Linked DNA regions of Homo sapiens: region 1 is linked to region 2. Evidence: read pairs that join two places in POLR2A ChIA-PET (ENCODE). Cell type or tissue: K562. All regions are shown on one strand. Each heading gives the region's core, and the rest is flanking DNA. Links, peaks and the distances in the headings are about the cores only. Region 1 holds the start of LOC124900929 (a long non-coding RNA gene). Region 2 overlaps SLC9A3 (solute carrier family 9 member A3).

Region 1 (2,897 bases), core at 1-2,500, 300 kb before region 2:
GTTGACCCCATGATGGACAAATGGGTTGTTCCCATTCGCCTGAGCCCTCGGCTCCTTCCTGGGACCCTCCTCTCACCTGTGCTCTTTCCCCCGTGTCCTGCAGCCCCCTACAGACCCCGCTGCGAGTACTGGACCTGGCCAACTGTGCCCTGAACCACACGGACATGGCCTTCTTGGCAGACTGTGCCCACGCTGCCCACCTGGAGGTGCTGGACCTCAGTGGACACAACCTGGTCAGCCTGTACCCCTCGACCTTCTTCAGGCTGCTCAGCCAGGCTTCCCGGACGCTGAGGATCCTGACACTGGAGGAGTGTGGCATCGTAGACAGCCACGTTGGCATGCTGATCCTGGGCCTGAGCCCCTGCCACCGGCTGCGCCAGCTCAAGTTCCTCGGGAACCCGCTGTCGGCCCGCGCCCTCCGGCGCCTCTTCACCGCACTCTGTGAGCTCCCCGAGCTGCGCTGCATTGAGTTCCCGGTGCCCAAGGACTGCTACCCCGAGGGTGCCGCCTACCCACAGGACGAGCTGGCCATGTCCAAGTTCAACCAGCAGAAATACGACGAGATCGCCGAGGAGCTGCGTGCCGTGCTGCTGCGGGCTGACCGAGAGGACATCCAAGTCTCCACACCTCTCTTTGGAAGTTTTGACCCAGACATTCAAGAAACAAGCAATGAGCTTGGTGCTTTCTTGCTGCAAGCTTTCAAAACTGCTCTAGAAAACTTCTCCAGAGCACTCAAACAAATAGAGTAGTTCCTCCACTCGCACCAGTGACAGGTCTTGCATTTCAGCCTGCAGGTGCCCCGGGCTTTAGTCCTGGATCTGAGGCTTGGGCCCGGCATTCATCCCCACCACCACCACCACCAAAAGCAGTTCTTAGTGAAAATTGTAGGCGAGCCTGTTAAGCGTTGTAGAAGAGGAAGCCTTCCAGGAGAGGTGCCATGCGGTGCCCTTTAGTGGCAGCACGGCAAGGTTCTGGAGGCGGGGGAAGCCACCAAGAGACAGTGACAGGGTCAGCGGGGGCAGACGCCACATGGCAAAGAGCAGAGAAGCCCGGGAGGTGTGAGGAGTGGCCGACCTGGCCTCAGCGCATCTGGGCACTGGGCGCAAGATGAAGCTTCAGGGGGCAGATGTGACTGGGCTCCACAGCAGGGAGGGGGAGGGGAAGAGAGAACACATCACAGAAACTGCACAAAATAAGCAGCCCATGAAAAACAACCGAGAAAAAGAGGCGAAAAATGAACAGCAAACCGGACCCTGCTTCCTCCAGCAGGAGGCTCCCACCCACTGCTGGTCACAACCCGCTGTCTGGACCTGCCGCTTACGGGATGAGGTGGGCCTGCAGGGAACGCGGGGCTTCTGGTTGCTGTTAGTGGTGGCTTTTCTTCTCACTTTGTGTAGCCCCCAGAACCGTGAGGGGCATCCGAGTGGGTGAGCACAGGCGTCCGCTGAAGAGCCGCCTGGACCAGGGCGGTCAGCGCTGCGGGGAGGCCTTTGCCCGACCGCGCCACTGTTTCTCACCAACATTCACTGTGTCCTGCGGGGCTTGAGGCTTAGACTGACGGGAGCTATTCCGGGTGTTTAATTGAAGGTCTAGCACTTGACCAGCCCCTGGAGGAGCTGACAACCACCTAAGACACATTTGGACTTGGTGTCCACCAAGAGTGACTTTGTGCAAAGAAATGGCTGAGCACTAGAATAACTAAATGCAAATAAAATGCGTCTTTCAGTGCAGTTCAGACAGGTCAGTGCTTGGTGTGGTTAAGTCGTTCTCAGACCCAAAACCAGGGATCTGAGTCACTGTGTGTCCATGGCTCCGCTCAAAAGTCACACCTCATGACAGCGCCCACCACGGGTGTGTCCCCACCCCAGGGGCCCCATGTCATCCCCTCCTCAGGTGTCACCCCCTCCCCGAGTGTGTCCCCAACCCGGGGGCCCCCATGTCACCCCGAGTGTGTCCCCACCCCAGGGGGCCCCGTGTCACCCCCTCCCCAGGTGTGCCCCCACCCCTGCTGCCCTGTGTCACCCCCTCCCGGAGTGTGTCCTCACCCCAATGGCCCCTGTGTCACCCCCCCCCGAGTGTGTCCCCACCCCAGGGGCCCCCATGTCACCCCACTCCAGGTGTGTCCCCACCCCAGGGGCCCCCATGTCACCCCACTCCAGGTGTGTCCCCACCCCCGCTGTGAAGGGGTGGCCTGCCCCTCCACACCTGTGGGTATTTCTAGTTGGGTGGGACGAGAGACTGAGAAAAGAAGTAAGACACAAAGTATAGAGAAACAACAGTGGGCCCAGGGGACCGGCGCTCAGCATACCAAGGACCTGCACTGGCACCGGCCTCTGAGTTCCCTCAGTTTTTATTATTATTTTCATTATTTCAGCAAAAAGGAATGTAGTAGGAGAGCAGGGTGATAATAAGGAGGAGGTCAGCAAAAACGTGTGAGCAAAAGAATCTATGTCGTAATTAAGTTCAAGGGAAGGTACTATGCCTGGACGTGCACGTAGGCCAGATTTATGTTTCTCTCCACCCAAACATCTCAGCAGAGTAAAGAATAACAAGGCAGCATTGCCGCAAACATGTCTCGCCTCCCGCCACAAGGCGGCTTTTCTCCTGTCTCAGAGTTGAACAAATGTACAATCGGGTTTTACACCGCGACATTCAGTTCCCAGCGGCGAGCAGGAGACAGTGGACTTCTCTCTCTCAACTGCAAGAGGCTTTCGTCTTTTACTAACCCATGTCAGCACAGACCCTTTACGGGTGTCGGGCTGGGGGACGGTCAGGTCTTTCTCATTCCACGAGGCCATATTTCAGACTATCACATGGGGAGAAACCGTGGACAATACCCGGCTTTCAAGGGCAGAGGTCCCTGCGGCTTTCCGCAGTGCATTGTGCCTCTGGTTTAT
Region 2 (2,897 bases), core at 221-2,720:
ACCTGACACTTACCGCCTGGAGGCCAGGGTGCGGCACCCCGACCTTTCTGAGATGAGGCAGCGCCGCCCCTCCCGGACCCCACCCTGATCCCGGCCGGGGCAACAGTGGCGCAGACTCACCCATGAGCCCACTGAGGAAGACGCCGTAGAGGGACAGCCCGGTGGTGGCCGCGTTCCACACGGTACCCACGACGGCGTACAACAGGATGGTCCCCAGGTTGCCGAAGAAGAGGCGGTTGGGCATGAAGTAGCCGGCGTCCAGCACGATGGGGGGCAGCAGGTAGAAGAAGAAGACGGTGGGCGTCAGTGTGAAGGACGCGATGTGGTCGGCCGCCCAGACGATGCCGCCCAGCACCAGGCCCAGCACGATGAGCAGGGCGCTCTCGGGAACCACGCTGGTGACCTTGTGGGACAGGTGGAACCCTGTGGGGGAAGGGAGGGAGGTCAGGGCCGGGCTGTGAGGGAGGGGAGGGAGGTCAGGGCCGGGCTGTGAGGGAGGGGAGGGAGGTGTGGGGACTCGTGGGGGAGGGGAGGGATGTCGGGGCAGGGCCTGTTGGGGAGGGAGGTCAGCGGGGACTCGTGGAGGAAGGGAGGAAGGTGTGGGGACTCACAGGGGAGGGGAGGGAGGTCGGGGTGGGACCCGTGCGGCAGAGGAGGGAGGTCAGGGTGGGGCCTTGGGAGAGGGCAGGTAGGTGGGGGGAGCCCATGGGGGAGGGGAGGGAGGTAGGGGGGAACCCACAGGGGAGGGGAGGGAGGTCGGGGTGGGACCTGCGGGGGAGGGGAGGGAGGTCAGGGCAGAGCCCTCGGGGGAGGGGAGGGAGGTCCAGGTGATCAGGTCCCACAGGGCTCAGAGCTGCAGGCATCTAAGACCTCCCCCGACTTTTCAGGGAGCCCAAGAGGGCTGGGAACGAGGAGAGTGCAGGGGCAGCTGCTGGAGCCCCCAGAAGGGAGTCAGTTGGAGGAGGGAGCCGGTGCTATGGGGTGGAGGCCCGTGCTGGATGGACGGTGGTCGGGGGGGGGCCTCTGACCTGCCGCCCCACCGCCCGGCTGGTTCTGGTCCCCCGGACCCCCAACTCGCTCTGTGCCTTTTGCCTTGGTGACCAAGGTCTGAGCTCACCCTGTCCCTGACGTTGTGGCCAGAGCCTGCTCCCACTTGAGGCTGGCTGTGTTTCAGACCCCTCCGGAGGGGCCCCATGGAGGCTGTGGCCCCCTCTCCTCGTGCCCCTCTCCTGGGATCACGGCCCCTGGGTGGGGTGTTCTAGGAAGAGTCTCTGGGTCCCGCCACTCCACTCCGCACGGGTGAGCTTAAGGGTGGACAGCAGGTCCTGGGGACCCCCCGTGGAGCTTCACCCCGTCCCCCAGCACCATCGCCCCTGCCAGGACCTCAGAGGCTCTGCCCGGCCCTGTGGGTGGGGGTGCAGGCACCAACCTATCTGGGCCATGTCTCCTGTGTTTTAGTTGGACTCAGAAAAAAAAAAAAAGGTGATGAGAATTCCTGCGCTCGGCCTGATTTCAAAATAGCGGGAAGCCTGACAAATGAGGTGCGTCCTCCGGCTTCGGTGATGTAAGGGATAATGAGCTTCTTCATTCCCTCAGCTGCTGGTTATTAAGTCTTCTTTGAAATTCAAAGGAAAGTTGTCTCCTGAGATGGCCAAGACCCCATTTAAGCACAGAGCAGCGGGAGCGGGGAGGCTCCCTCCACACCACCCGCCCCCGAAGAATGTGTCAGCACAGCTGGAGGGGCGGTGGAGGCAGTGGCCACGTCCCACCCTTCCCGACTGCGTGGCCCTGACGAGCTCGGCCCTCCCTGCCTGTTTTCTCCCTTGTAATTACGGAGCTCTTGCAGGGCCGGGTGCTGGCCCAGAGGAGGGAGGTGCTGTTCTGGATTTGCCGTTCCTTCCCCGAGGATGGTCTTACACCAAATACCACGGGTGGCATGGGCCCCTCTAGGGAGGGTGGCAGGCACAAGCTCCGCACCTGCCCGGCCACCAGCACTGCACTGCGGTCTCCCGACCCTGTCCCCAGGACAGCGGCTCTGCCTGCTGCTCCAGATTCCAAAACACCAGCCCCGGGAGGGATCGGGGTTCAGAGGCTCCTGCTTTCAGGATGGGAGGTCCTGCTGTGGGCCCCGTCCCCACCATGTGCCCCACAGGCTCTCTGAGCCCCCCGACGGCTCCCCCACTCCGGGCTGCACATCCTGCACAGATCTGAGCTCCACACCTGTCAGGCAGGGCAGCGGGGGTTGGCCCGGGGAGGCTGGAACCACGCGACAGTGATAACCAAACCAGGGGAGGGCATGGCCTGCAATGAGGGAGGGCCTGGCCTGGAATGAGGGAGGGAGGCTGTCCCTGGGGAACACGGAGGGTGAGCTCCCTGGAGTCCTCGGGGCCCCGCTCAGAGCTGGCCTGCAGGGTCCCGTCTGCTCCAGCTTTCAGCAGGAGAGCATCCGTAGGGTTGACCTTGCTCTCTCCCCACAGCTCTCCCTTCTCTAGAAGGTGCTCCCCAGCTGGGAGTGGCTGTGATGCACGTGAGAAGTCCTGGGACCCTAACGCGTGCCCCGACAGCCCCGTCCTCAGCAGCGCCCTCCCCAGATCTGGGCTCACGGGGCTGGCAGCCCAGCAGGAAAACAGGGGCCCCTCTTCTCTGGGCTCCACGGCCTGGTCCCTGTGGTGGCCAGGGACAGACCTGGCCTCGCAGAGCTTTGGGAAGAGACATGGGTGGCCTTCCGGGCCTGCGAGGGGAAGGCTGTGGCCTCTGCTCAGGGCAGCCTGGGACCCCCTCCACAGCCGGGACTCAGCAGGTTCTAGGCTGGCATGGGAGTCTGCACACTAAGGGCTCCGAGGCCTTTGGGAGTCCTGCTGGGGGTCCCTATGGTGCAGGAAGGCCTGGGGCAGGTG

What was found. ChIA-PET counts read pairs that join two places held together with the same protein. Peaks named below come from ENCODE experiments on the same cell type or tissue, not always from the same donor. Only the 100,000 strongest peaks of a DNase experiment are listed, where the experiment ranks them.
Region 1: POLR2A ChIA-PET joins it to region 2 with 10 read pairs; 1 of 35 experiments calls an interaction of 5 or more read pairs at or near these places.

The regions. Positions count from the first base shown.
Region 1 is chr5:194,605-197,501 of GRCh38, forward strand. LRRC14B (leucine rich repeat containing 14B) reads left to right here. Exons shown (of 2, transcript NM_001080478.3): 2 at 104-1,730. The coding sequence ends at 749. CCDC127 (coiled-coil domain containing 127) reads right to left here. Exons shown (of 3, transcript NM_145265.3): 3 at 2,264-2,897. LOC124900929 (a long non-coding RNA gene) reads right to left here and starts at 123. Exons shown (of 2, transcript XR_007058670.1): 1 at 1-123. In K562, for the core only: a CTCF peak has its summit at 1,267 (motif pointing right); a DNase peak (open chromatin) is centred at 1,277; H3K27me3 peaks cover 687 bases.
Region 2 is chr5:491,649-494,545 of GRCh38, forward strand. It overlaps SLC9A3 (solute carrier family 9 member A3), which reads right to left. Exons shown (of 17, transcript NM_004174.4): 2 at 121-423. Among named protein-coding and RNA genes, the nearest start is that of SLC9A3-AS1, 20 kb to the left of the region's middle. In K562, for the core only: no CTCF peak of the experiment used is centred there; a DNase peak (open chromatin) is centred at 1,724; H3K27me3 peaks cover 1,939 bases.